Linked DNA regions of Homo sapiens: region 1 is linked to region 2. Evidence: read pairs that join two places in POLR2A ChIA-PET (ENCODE). Cell type or tissue: Panc1. All regions are shown on one strand. Links, peaks and the distances in the headings refer to the core of each region. The heading gives the core; the rest is flanking DNA.

Region 1 (6,103 bases), core at 297-5,296, 320 kb before region 2:
GAAACACAGCCACAAAACAAATATTTTAAACAATAATTCATGCACAGTTCCCTAATGAGACAAGGCACTTTTTCATGTTTCTTGGCCATTTGGCTGTCCTATTTTGCAATGTGCTTGTTCTGTTCTTTTACTCATTTATTTTTCTATTGATTCCAGTGCCTTTTTCATGTTGATTTGTAAGGACTCTGTACATTCTGAATAGGAGTCTTTTGTAGGTTATGTGCACTGCACATACCTTCTTCCCCTCTGTGATTCAGCTTTTTTTCCTCTCAGAGATGTTTTGTTTTGTTTTGTTTTTTGTTTTAGGCAGAGTCTCACTTTGTCACCCAGGCTAGAGTGCAGTGGCGTGATCTCGGCTCACTGCGACCTCCACCTCCCGGGTTCAAGCAATTCTCTTGTCTCAGCCTCCGGAGTAGCTGGGATTACAGGCATGCGCCACCTCACCCGGCTAATTTTTGTATTTTTAGTAGAGACGGGGTTTCCCCATGTTGGTCAGGCTAGTCTCAAACTCCTGATCTGAAGTGATCTGCCCGCCTCAGCCTCCCAAAGTGCTGGGATTACAGGCGGGAGCCACCCCACCTGGCCATACAGATGTGTTTTTAATAAACTTCTATTTTCGAATAATTTTAGGTTTACAGAAAAGTTGCAAAGATAATGCAGAGTTCCACATAGGCTTCACCCAGCTTCCCCTAACGTTAACATCTTAAGTTACCACAGTACATTTGTCAACACTGAGGAACTGACAGTGGTGCAATACTATTAATTAAACGAAACACTCTTCACCACTCTTTCCATTCATGTCCTTTTGCTGTTTCGGAATCCAATCCCGGTCACTGCGTTTCACTTCATTGTCATGTCTCCTTAGGTTTCCTCCTCCCGCGTGTGACCATTTCTTAGTCCTTTTTTAGGATCTTGACACCTTTGAAGATTAAGTATTTTGTAGAATGTCCCTCATTTTGGGCTTGTCTGATGTCTTTGGACGATTAGACTGGGCATATGTGTTAGAGGCGAACCACAGACGAGAGGCGCCCTTCTCCTCACTTCATATCTAGGGCACGTGATCTCAGCATGGCTCATCATGGGGAATATTAGCTTTGAGCATTTGGTTAAGGCTTTCCCACTGTAATGTGACTCTTCTGCCTTTTCCATATTCCGTTCTTTGGAAGCAAGTCCCTAAGTCTAGCTCATGCTGAAACTCATATTTCTGGAGGGAGGAGCGTCTACCTACTTTAGAATTCTTCTGTATGGAAGACTTATCCCGTCTTCCCATTTTATTTACATACTCAATCATGTATTTATATCAGTTTGTACTCACAGATATTTATTTTATTCTTTAGTTTATAATTCACTACTATTGTTATTTACTTTGCTGCTCAAATTGTTCCAGCTTTGGCCACTGGAAGCTCGTTCAGGCTGGCTCCTCTATCCTTGTGATATGTCCTTGTCATTGTGGGAATTTGTATGGGTACTCCCTAAAGATGTCTCTTGATAAACAGAAATTCTTCATTTTAGTGTAGTCATATGAACTAATGTTTTCCTTTAGATTTAGTGCTTCTAGTTTCCTGCTATTACTTTCTAAAGGTATTTTTTGTTTTGTCTTTCACAGACAGATTGTGATCAGGAAGCATCACACAGGAGCTTCTAGGGGGCCGGTGAGTTCGATTTCCCAACCTAGATGGTGGTTGTCTGAGTGAATCAAGTATGAAAATATAGGCACACTCACCAGCAAGAAATAGGACATGAGCAGCTAGAAGCGCAGGTGCAGGCTAAAGGAAGAAGAGGAAAGGCACTTGTGGCATAAATGGCAGGGGTATGAAACACAGAATCACAGTGGGCTCTGCTATGCTCCAGCGGCCCAGCTCTCCTTCCTTTTGGAAATTGCCCCTCACACAGCTTTGCATGGTTCAACTACACCACAGAGGAAGAATCACGTGGCACATGCCTGGTCATCCTAGATTAATTCAAGAAGGATGGGCACATGACCCAAGCAGGGCCAATTTTCCATTTGATGCTGCTGATTTAATTTTATTTCTTTTTCTTTAGAGACAGGGCCTCACTCTGTTGCCCAGTCTAGAGTACGGTGGCACTATCATAGCTCACTGCAGCCTCAAAAACTCCTGGGCTCAAGTGATCCTCCTACCTCAGCCTCCTGAGTAGCTGGGACTACACCCAGCTAATTCTGTTTTTTGTTGTTGGCGGGGGTAAAGATGGGGTCTCTTTATGTTGCCTAGGCTGGTCTCAAATGCCTAGGCTCAAGCAATGCTCCCACCTCGGCCTCCCGAAATGTTGGGATTAAAGGTGTGAGCCTCTGCATCCAGCCTGGTTATTTCTATTAAAGAGAAACAGGGCTTCCCTCATGAGAGCTGCATTTGTAAACATCACAACCTGGAGCTACCAGTCGCTTTCTTAAAGCCACAGAAAGATACTGCCAGAGAATGAACCCAACAAGAGTAAAGCAGAGCCAAAGTTGGCGACAGACTGAGCTCTCAGGACATCAGTTGATCATGTAAATCCAGCCTAACCTAAAACCAGTAATATCCTGCCCTTCTATGTTATAGCACCCAACAGATTCCCTTTTAGCATAAGCTAGTTGGAGTTGGGTTTCTGCAACTTCCAACATAAAGTGCCTTGTCTAATAAAAATGTGTTCAGAAGACAGAGAGCAAGGCTTCAGTTAATATGAAGGTAGAGTGAGGGGAAGAAATGAGTTGACCTTGAACTTTACCACCAGTAGAACAATGGTTCATAGGACACACTGGGGAGTGAAAATTTTAGGAAGCTGGGAAAAGAGAAAAAGGCTAAGATAGATGGGGCAGAAGGGAGTAAGAATAAGGATCAGAGGAGAGCAACAGCCTGGGCCTTGTGACATGAGCAGGCCCGTGCCTGGAATGCATCTCCAACAGCCAGCACTTCAGGTGATCTGAGGACATTGCCAGACAGTGGAATCCTGCGAATGTCCCTCCAGCATCTCACTCTTTTGAAGTAAAATCACTTCCTTGGTTAGAAGTAATTTGTATGTAATACTGTCATGGTCAAGAAGACACTTATTAAGAAGCTGAGGCCGGGTGCAGTGGCTCACGCCTGTAATCCCAGCACTTTGGGAGGCCAAGGTGGGCAGATCACCTGAGGTCAGGAGTTCAAGACCAGCCTGGCCAACATGGTGAAAGTCCATCTCTACTAAAAATACAAAATTAGCCGGGCATGATGGGGCACACCTGTAGTCCCAGCTACTCAGGAGGCTGAGGCAGGAGAATTGCTTAGAACCCAGGAGGCTGAGGTTGTAGTGAGCCAAGCTCATGCCACTGCACTCCAGCCTGGGCAAGAGAGGGAGACTTCATCTCAAAAAAAAAGAAGAAGCTGAGCACTTAGTACTAGCAGGATGCAGACCAGACTTGGTGAGGGAAAATCCATAGCGTTGAGCCCAAATCTGGGCCTCTGTCTCTGCTGCCACAGGCATTTTGTACACGGGCCCATTGAGAGATCACTGGGATGGCTGGGGGAAGTGGAGGGGAGGCTGACCAGTGTCCACAGACTGGGTTGCGTTTACTGAGAGCCTCTTCTGGAGTATTCACATGGGACACAAATATCCTCACATGTTCAGGGTTCACCCACCTCCCTCTTCCTCAGGTTGTTCTATCACCAATCATCCATCTGGGTCCCTGCCAAGCCTCTGAGTCTCTGGCCAGATATTTTCCATTGCCCATGAATTACTGTTGAGCTTCACTCCAGCCCATCCATTCTTCCAGGTAAAGTGTGCATGCCCATAGACTAGATCTCAAAACTGATTTAAGTAGGAAGAGAGGCAGCAGTATGGAAGGCATCCATTTTCCACCAACAATTGTGACAACAACATTTCTGCCTGCAGATTGCAATGAACGGCGTTGTGTTTGGGGAGAAACAGGCATAGCCATGGCTTCCTGATCCTGGATTGCAGCTAGTGGGTGATTCTGGTGTCCGCTTCCTGGTTGATGGGAGAGGTAGCAGTTCCCTTGCCAGTTCCTTGCTGGTGTTCTAAGAGTGGGTCTAGAAACAGTCTTCCAATTTGGCAACATTTTTATAGGCACTTAATTCTCTGTATTAAATCCTTTTCTGATTTAAACGGCTAGAGTTAGTTCTATTGTCTGCAAGTCAAGTCTGCCTGATACCCCTGTTACAGAAAGGAATAGAAGGAAAGTAGACTAGACAGATCTCGTTACCAGAGGAAAAGGAGAATTAAAGAGAAGGCCAGTAGGAGAGAAGGACGTATGAAAAGATACGCAGAAATAGAAAGATGCATGCAGGGACAGATGCAAGTGCAAAAATGACTCAAATTGCTATTCATTAAGACCCAAGAGGATGCTCCACATAAAGGTAAAAGGCCTTGCTGGGGACAATGGCCCATGGTTGAGAGATGACCAGTTGGTAATACGAAATTGGGAGGCTGACTTGCGAGGCTGGTGGGAAGTTGGTATGACGTTAGCAGAGAATGAGTGGAAAGTTGTTGAGAATGGTGGAGGATAGTGTGCAATACACTGGATAACTGTGACCTTGGGGGAATAAACAGCTAACTCTATCTTACCTTGGGCCTCAAATATCACAACTTCAGTGTGTGTCCAGTAGAATTAAAGTTCCTGGAGAAGCTGCTCAAATCTTTTAAAAATGATACAGAAAGACAAAGAGCATAATAATCGTTCATAGGACCATGCCAACTAGCTAAGAGACTGCTCCATATTCATTGTGAAGCAGCTACTAATGTTCTGAAGACATAAAACACTGTCCAGAAATAGTGAGTTGGAATAGGATTGCTGCTGTTGTTCATTGTCATTGTCGTTGTTGTCGTTGTTGTTAAAATACACTGATGAGGTGTAGGCTTGGTGGTAGAACAAGGGTGGCATGTGTGATTATGAGAATTCTATTTATAAGTCAGAAAAGTTCCCTTGGGATATTTCTAGACTGCCAAGAATTTGGCAGGTGCCCATCAAGAACTAGGACCCTGAACCATGTACATCCAATTAATTAAATAACCAATGCATCCACCTAGACTGGTGAATGTGACTGATTTACTTTGAGCTGCCAAGTATGTGCCTGTAGGCAATGGAATAATGACCCCAGACAGAGAAAATTTATAGCTCTTGGCACCTATTCTGACTCATTTCCTTCTTAGCCTACAGGAGGGTTTCAGGCTTCTAAAAAGAAACTCATTAATAGGGATTCAGTGGTCATCTTGCTGATGCCAGAGGTTGGAAGAGCTGGGTCTAGGTCTCCTGACTCTTTTTCTGGAATATGTTTATTTCTCTTTATCTAGGAAGTCCCCCTATTATATAATTACCTAACCTAAGACCCCTGTACTGAGTTAAATCATGTCCCCCAAAATCCATGTCCACCTGGTCCCTGTGGACGTGGCTTTCTTTAGAAATAAGGCCTTTGCAGATGTCATCAAGATGCCAAGAATTGCTGGCAACCACCAGAAGCTGAGAGAGGCAAGAAGACTCCTCCCTGGACCCTTCAGAGGGAGCATAGCCTGCCAACACTTTCAACTCCTGTCTTCCAGAACTGCCAGAAAGTCTGTTTCTGCCATTTAAAACTACCAGGTTTGTGGCATTTTGTTATAGCAGCCCTAGAAAACTTAATTCAACCCTGAAATCTTTATTATGTTTATTCAGTCTGTGCCCTTTGGACACATTGCCCTAAATAGGACATTTCCAGCACATAGGATACAGTAGTTAACTAGCATTTCATTAACGTCACCAGGTATATATTACACTTAAAATTTCTTAATAATTTCAATTAATAAACAGGACCAGATATGGATATTAATGGCCCACAATTGCTTGTTTGTTTAATATCCTCAAATCAATGCTGGGCCTGGTGGCTCACACCTATAGTCCCAGCTACTCTGGAGGCTGAAGCAGGAGGATTGTCAGAGCCCAGGAGTTTGAGGCTGCAGTGAGCTACGATGGCACCACTGCACTCCAGCCTGGGCAACAGAGTGAGACCCTGTCTCTAAAAAGAAAAAGAAGAAAATATATATATATGTATATATGTCCCCAAATCACCACATAAAAGAGAACAGAACCAGAATAGCAAAACCAAAACCCTTCCTGAAAACGTTTCCTGTTGTAGAT
Region 2 (6,103 bases), core at 614-5,613:
CTCAGCATCAACCAAGACCTGTACTTAGGCCGGGCAGAGGAGTTCATTGGCGCAGGCGAGCAGGCCCGGTACTGTCATGGGGGCTTTGGCTACCTGTTGTCACGGAGTCTCCTGCTTCGTCTGCGGCCACATCTGGATGGCTGCCGAGGAGACATTCTCAGTGCCCGTCCTGACGAGTGGCTTGGACGCTGCCTCATTGACTCTCTGGGCGTCGGCTGTGTCTCACAGCACCAGGTGACAGCTCTTTCAAGTCAGTCCCAGTCCCTGATAAGCTAGTGGGGGATGAGTGATTGGCCTTCCTCCCAGCAGCACCTTAGAGGCCATTGTTCCCCCTTCCTGGCCACTGGCCGCTCTGTGGGCCCTCCGTTGCTCACCTTTGGCAATCTGAGAACCTGGGGCTATCAAAAGTAGTATCTTGTTAGGAACCCCTAAGCAAGACCAAAGGGTGCTCCTACTCAGCAGTCCTTCTCCCCTGCCCCCCTGCCCTCCACACCTCCCCCGACATCCACACTTCAGTTATGGCAGTGTGGGCATGTCTTAGAGATGGCTAGTCTCCAGAGAAGTGAGGTGATCACTTTTCCAGCCCAGAGAGCTGCCCTGTTTCTTGTGCTGGAGAAGAGTGGAAGAACCCAGAGGTGGCTCATCCTCTCAAACCAAAGTATTGGGAGGATTTTCTGGCTTGTGTCATTCATTCCCTTGAAGAACAATGGGAATCTTTGGGGGAAGAAAGTATCATTATTATTATTTTTAATATGTTATTTCTGTGATGGCTCCTTGCAGAGCAGGGCTAGCCTGTAAGCAATGCACTGAGAGTAGCCGAGAGTGTCCTTAGTTGCCTACTTGCTTTCTACTTTCCAAAATGTGGGCAGTGAAAGAACTGGGGTTAAGCGAGGTGCTGGAAAGGGTGCCTCTTCTGTCCTCTGTTCTAACGCAGCAGTGCTAACAGATGTGAACACTGAGTATGGTTAAGGGCGGTTTGGGACTGGCAGCTCTTGTGTGTGTCATTGATTGGTCTGATTGTCCCTCTAGGGGCAGCAGTATCGCTCATTTGAACTGGCCAAAAATAGGGACCCTGAGAAGGAAGGGAGCTCGGCTTTCCTGAGTGCCTTCGCCGTGCACCCTGTCTCCGAAGGTACCCTCATGTACCGGCTCCACAAACGCTTCAGCGCTCTGGAGTTGGAGCGGGCTTACAGTGAAATAGAACAACTGCAGGTGAGCTGAAGAGGAGCAGGTGGGCAGAGGACCGCAGTCAGAGGGTCAGAGAGAGCCTGAGATGTCCAGGCGTGCAATGAACGAGCAGCTGGCAGTGGGGCTGGGCTAGGCCCTGTATAATGGCAGGGCAGGAAGAGGCCGACCATACTTAAATTTAAAGCAACTACAGGGACAAAGGTCTTTGGGGGTCCAAAGCAATCATAAGGTAAGCTCCCAGCACAACTTGAATGCAGCTAAAGGGGTTTGCAAGTAGACTCTGAGGATCAGGAAGCTCCGCACAGTGTTCAGACAGAATAGTTTTAGCTCCTCCTCAATAGTGCCTGTCCACTGAGGAGGCAAAAACTCTGAAGTTTCTTTACTTCTAGAACTGTCCCAAGAAAGCCCAAGGGTAGAAGGGAGAATTCTCAAGTTGAACGTCAGGCTTGGCAGAGGTGGAGTGTAGATGAAAACAAAGGTGTGATTATGAAGAGGATGTGAGTCCTTTGGGTGTAGGAGAGAAAGGCTGTTGAGCTTCTATTTCAAGATACTTTTACCTGTGCAAAAAGCACATTTTCCACCTCCTTCTCATGGCATTTGTGTAAGGTGAGTATGATTCCTATTCCATCTGCATTTTAGAGGTGAAGAATAACGTACAAGGGATTCAGTGATTAGCAAGGGACCCCTCACTAAGTGTTGATGGAGTTAGGACAGAGCTCAGCTGTTTGAATCTCAGAGCCCAGGCAGCTGGAGCTGGGTAGGATCCTGGAGCTGGCACTAATGTGAGGTGCATTCCCTCCAACCCAGGCTCAGATCCGGAACCTGACCGTGCTGACCCCCGAAGGGGAGGCAGGGCTGAGCTGGCCCGTTGGGCTCCCTGCTCCTTTCACACCACACTCTCGCTTTGAGGTGCTGGGCTGGGACTACTTCACAGAGCAGCACACCTTCTCCTGTGCAGATGGGGCTCCCAAGTGCCCACTACAGGGGGCTAGCAGGGCGGACGTGGGTGATGCGTTGGAGACTGCCCTGGAGCAGCTCAATCGGCGCTATCAGCCCCGCCTGCGCTTCCAGAAGCAGCGACTGCTCAACGGCTATCGGCGCTTCGACCCAGCACGGGGCATGGAGTACACCCTGGACCTGCTGTTGGAATGTGTGACACAGCGTGGGCACCGGCGGGCCCTGGCTCGCAGGGTCAGCCTGCTGCGGCCACTGAGCCGGGTGGAAATCCTACCTATGCCCTATGTCACTGAGGCCACCCGAGTGCAGCTGGTGCTGCCACTCCTGGTGGCTGAAGCTGCTGCAGCCCCGGCTTTCCTCGAGGCCTTTGCAGCCAATGTCCTGGAGCCACGAGAACATGCATTGCTCACCCTGTTGCTGGTCTACGGGCCACGAGAAGGTGGCCGTGGAGCTCCAGACCCATTTCTTGGGGTGAAGGCTGCAGCAGCGGAGTTAGAGCGACGGTACCCTGGGACGAGGCTGGCCTGGCTCGCTGTGCGAGCAGAGGCCCCTTCCCAGGTGCGACTCATGGACGTGGTCTCGAAGAAGCACCCTGTGGACACTCTCTTCTTCCTTACCACCGTGTGGACAAGGCCTGGGCCCGAAGTCCTCAACCGCTGTCGCATGAATGCCATCTCTGGCTGGCAGGCCTTCTTTCCAGTCCATTTCCAGGAGTTCAATCCTGCCCTGTCACCACAGAGATCACCCCCAGGGCCCCCGGGGGCTGGCCCTGACCCCCCCTCCCCTCCTGGTGCTGACCCCTCCCGGGGGGCTCCTATAGGGGGGAGATTTGACCGGCAGGCTTCTGCGGAGGGCTGCTTCTACAACGCTGACTACCTGGCGGCCCGAGCCCGGCTGGCAGGTGAACTGGCAGGCCAGGAAGAGGAGGAAGCCCTGGAGGGGCTGGAGGTGATGGATGTTTTCCTCCGGTTCTCAGGGCTCCACCTCTTTCGGGCCGTAGAGCCAGGGCTGGTGCAGAAGTTCTCCCTGCGAGACTGCAGCCCACGGCTCAGTGAAGAACTCTACCACCGCTGCCGCCTCAGCAACCTGGAGGGGCTAGGGGGCCGTGCCCAGCTGGCTATGGCTCTCTTTGAGCAGGAGCAGGCCAATAGCACTTAGCCCGCCTGGGGGCCCTAACCTCATTACCTTTCCTTTGTCTGCCTCAGCCCCAGGAAGGGCAAGGCAAGATGGTGGACAGATAGAGAATTGTTGCTGTATTTTTTAAATATGAAAATGTTATTAAACATGTCTTCTGCCAAACTGTTTTTAGGTCTAGGGAAAATTGAGTAAGGAGAAGAATCCAAGGGAAGGGAATGGGGAGTCGTCCCGAGGGACCCACTGCCTCCCCACCTTCTTCCCTTCCCCTTCTCTCCCCCTCCCCTCCCCAGTTTCCAATGACCACACGGCTGCTGTCAGATGAATGACTTTTAATCCAGCCCCACACCCCAAGGTGGCAGAGGAGTGATGCTGGAGCCCGGGGCAAAATGCTGGGGCCCGGGACACGGCTGAAAGTTCCGTCGTGCTGCTTATTTTTGGGCTCCTAGGTGTTGCGCACAACCAGCGACTGCTCCAGCTCCTGCCTGCGCTGCTGGATCTTTAGAGGAAGTGAGAACAGGAGCAGGTGTCAGTGTTCTGGTGAGTGATCAGGACAATCCCACCTACTGACACCGCCTGCCCTGAAAGAGCATCTGGGAGCAGGGAGGGCCATTGCATGGTGAGGCAGCGTGGTGAAGCTTTACTGTGGGGAGCTGCGAGGGCTGCCCACAAGCTGAACAGGGAGGTTTCTCTTGGAGTTGAGGATGGGGAAGCCTCAGGGCAAGGGTCCCTGCATACCTTGCAGTAGAAGTAGCGACTGACGGCCTCCTGGGACCAGGGCTGGTGGTAGAACTCAGCCCGGCGCTCCTCTTCAGGGTTGCCGGCTACATCTGTCATCACCTGGGAGGGAGCGTGGGGTGAGCCCTGAGCCCTGAATCCCCTCACCTGCCCCTGGAGTACAACGTTTACTCTCTTTCCCGCTGTGCTTGTCTTCCACTCCAGTACTCCCTGAGTCTCCCTCTTCACCTTGAGGTCCCGGCTCTGGGAGCGGAGCAGGTCTTGGACATAGCCTTTGGGGTCTCTGGAGAAGCTTAGCATGAAGTCCCTCTGGATCTTGAGCTGGTTTATGGACTCAATCGTCTCATGGATCTGCAGGTAGAAAGATAGATGCTTTCCACCTGGCTTTGGTGATGTGGGAGACGAGGGGAAAGGAAGCGGGTGGGAAGGGGAGGGAGAGGGGGTTTCTTCTGTGAAGGACAACCCCTCAGAGCCCCTGATTTCTCTGAAGTCCCAGGGGAGGAGGGGATGGGCAGAACTAAACTTGGAATGAGGTTCAGCTCCAAGCAGCATGGACGGGCCATGTGTGTCCCATTGGCCCAGAGTCTGGTCTCTTTTTTTTTTTTTTTTTTAATTTAACCCAGACTGCTCATCTGCAACCACACCCTGGTCTCAGAAAAGTCTCCTCTATCATCTCTGGGTTAATGTCCCACTCCAGCTCTGGGCTTGGGCCCCACCTTACTGTCCAGAGCACTGATCTCCTGCTGGTTGGCCGTGGATAGGAGGAAGCTGCTCATCTGCCCCTTTAATGGCTCCTCCACCTCCACGTCAATGTCATAGCACGCCGTCTTCTTCTGGTCTGAAGGGTCCACGCTGCCAGGGAAGTCCAGCCCTTCGTGTCCACGATGCCCCCATACGGCCCCAGGGCCCCGGGGCTGGGGCAGATCCAACAGGGAGGGAGAAGAGATGGGAGTGGGAGGAGAGGGAGGGGCAGGGAAGGCAGGAACGAGATCATTCCCTGGTCTGAGAAGCAAGCTGGGGCCACCTCACCTGATGACATGGTTGATGACAATTGGGTCAGGGGGCAATAGCAGGGCTGTGAGGCGCTGGGGAATCTCAGAAAACTTCAGCCGGGGACAATCAAAAATCTGAAGCAGGACAATTGGGGAGAGAGAGATCACTCTTCTTGAAGAGATCATCATGCAGTTGTAGATCCTTTTGTTCTAGAAAGGCCACAAGAAGCTGAGAGGAAGTCTGATTCCTCAGTGCGCATGGGGATGGGATTGGGGTGGGCTGGTCTGGTGGTGGAGCCACCGGTATGGCTGACAAGATAGGGGGTGGGTCAGTGTGGGGCAGGGGTTGAGAGTGCGGGCCCTGGGTCAGCCTGCTTATGTATCAGTCCTGCCTCTGCCACTTACTATGCAACCTGGAGCAAGTTAACACCTCAGGGCTCAGTGTCTTCATCTCTAGAGTGGGGATGAAAAGAATACCTATCTCCCAGGGCTGCCGTGAGAAGTCAGTGAACTAATACACATAAAGTGCTTGGGACAGTGCCTGGCACATGGTAAGTGCCCAATAAATATCAACTGCTATTTTTACTCCTCAGGTTTATCTGCTGTATTTATTTTTAAATGCATTAATAAGAATATTCTCTGTTTTGGTGGAATTTTGCTCAATCACTTTTGCAGCAATTTGATTTTCCTAACTGCCCAGGAGAGTAGATAGGACAGGTATTGTCACTCCACTTCAAAGATAAGGAAACAAGGTTCAGAATCGCTGAGTCACTTACCCAGAGTCCAGACTCAGGACTAGAACCTGGGGATCCTAACTCCAAGTGCCAAGAATATTACATTCCAGAAAGCGGTTGGCTTTGTAGGGTTTCCAGGTCTTCCTAACTTGGGGGGGCTAACATGGATTGGCTGCAGCACAGAGCTAATCCACAGTAGGGCCTGAACTAGAATCCTGGTCGGTCTCTTGGCTCCAAGACCATGACTGTGTACTGCTTCTGCTACTCAGGAATCTAGAAGGGAGGGGTGGTAGTTACCTTGGTAGAGGTACTTCCCCTGCTGGAGAACTCCGCCTGCTCCCCAGATCCCAGGGTTCAGGA

Evidence for each region. Peaks named below come from ENCODE experiments on the same cell type or tissue, not always from the same donor. Only the 100,000 strongest peaks of a DNase experiment are listed, where the experiment ranks them.
Region 1: POLR2A ChIA-PET joins it to region 2 with 16 read pairs; 2 of 35 experiments call an interaction of 5 or more read pairs at or near these places.

What each region holds. Positions count from the first base shown.
Region 1 is chr7:150,918,343-150,924,445 of GRCh38, forward strand. No RefSeq gene overlaps it. Among named protein-coding and RNA genes, the nearest start is that of KCNH2, 57 kb to the right of the region's middle. In Panc1, for the core only: no CTCF peak of the experiment used is centred there; no DNase peak of the experiment used is centred there; H3K27me3 peaks cover 1,364 bases.
Region 2 is chr7:151,235,379-151,241,481 of GRCh38, forward strand. It overlaps CHPF2 (chondroitin polymerizing factor 2), which reads left to right. Exons shown (of 4, transcript NM_019015.3): 2 at 1-234; 3 at 1,030-1,212; 4 at 1,996-3,444. The coding sequence ends at 3,303. SMARCD3 (SWI/SNF related BAF chromatin remodeling complex subunit D3) reads right to left here. Exons shown (of 13, transcript NM_001003801.2): 9 at 5,047-5,144; 10 at 4,734-4,869; 11 at 4,246-4,368; 12 at 4,018-4,119; 13 at 3,402-3,778. The coding sequence ends at 3,725. It overlaps MIR671 (microRNA 671), which reads left to right and starts at 3,043; the gene lies at 3,043-3,160. It overlaps LOC124901779 (a long non-coding RNA gene), which reads left to right and starts at 4,283. Exons shown (of 2, transcript XR_007060596.1): 1 at 4,283-4,374; 2 at 4,641-5,601. RefSeq lists enhancers at 1-473, 4,173-5,372. In Panc1, for the core only: no CTCF peak of the experiment used is centred there; no DNase peak of the experiment used is centred there.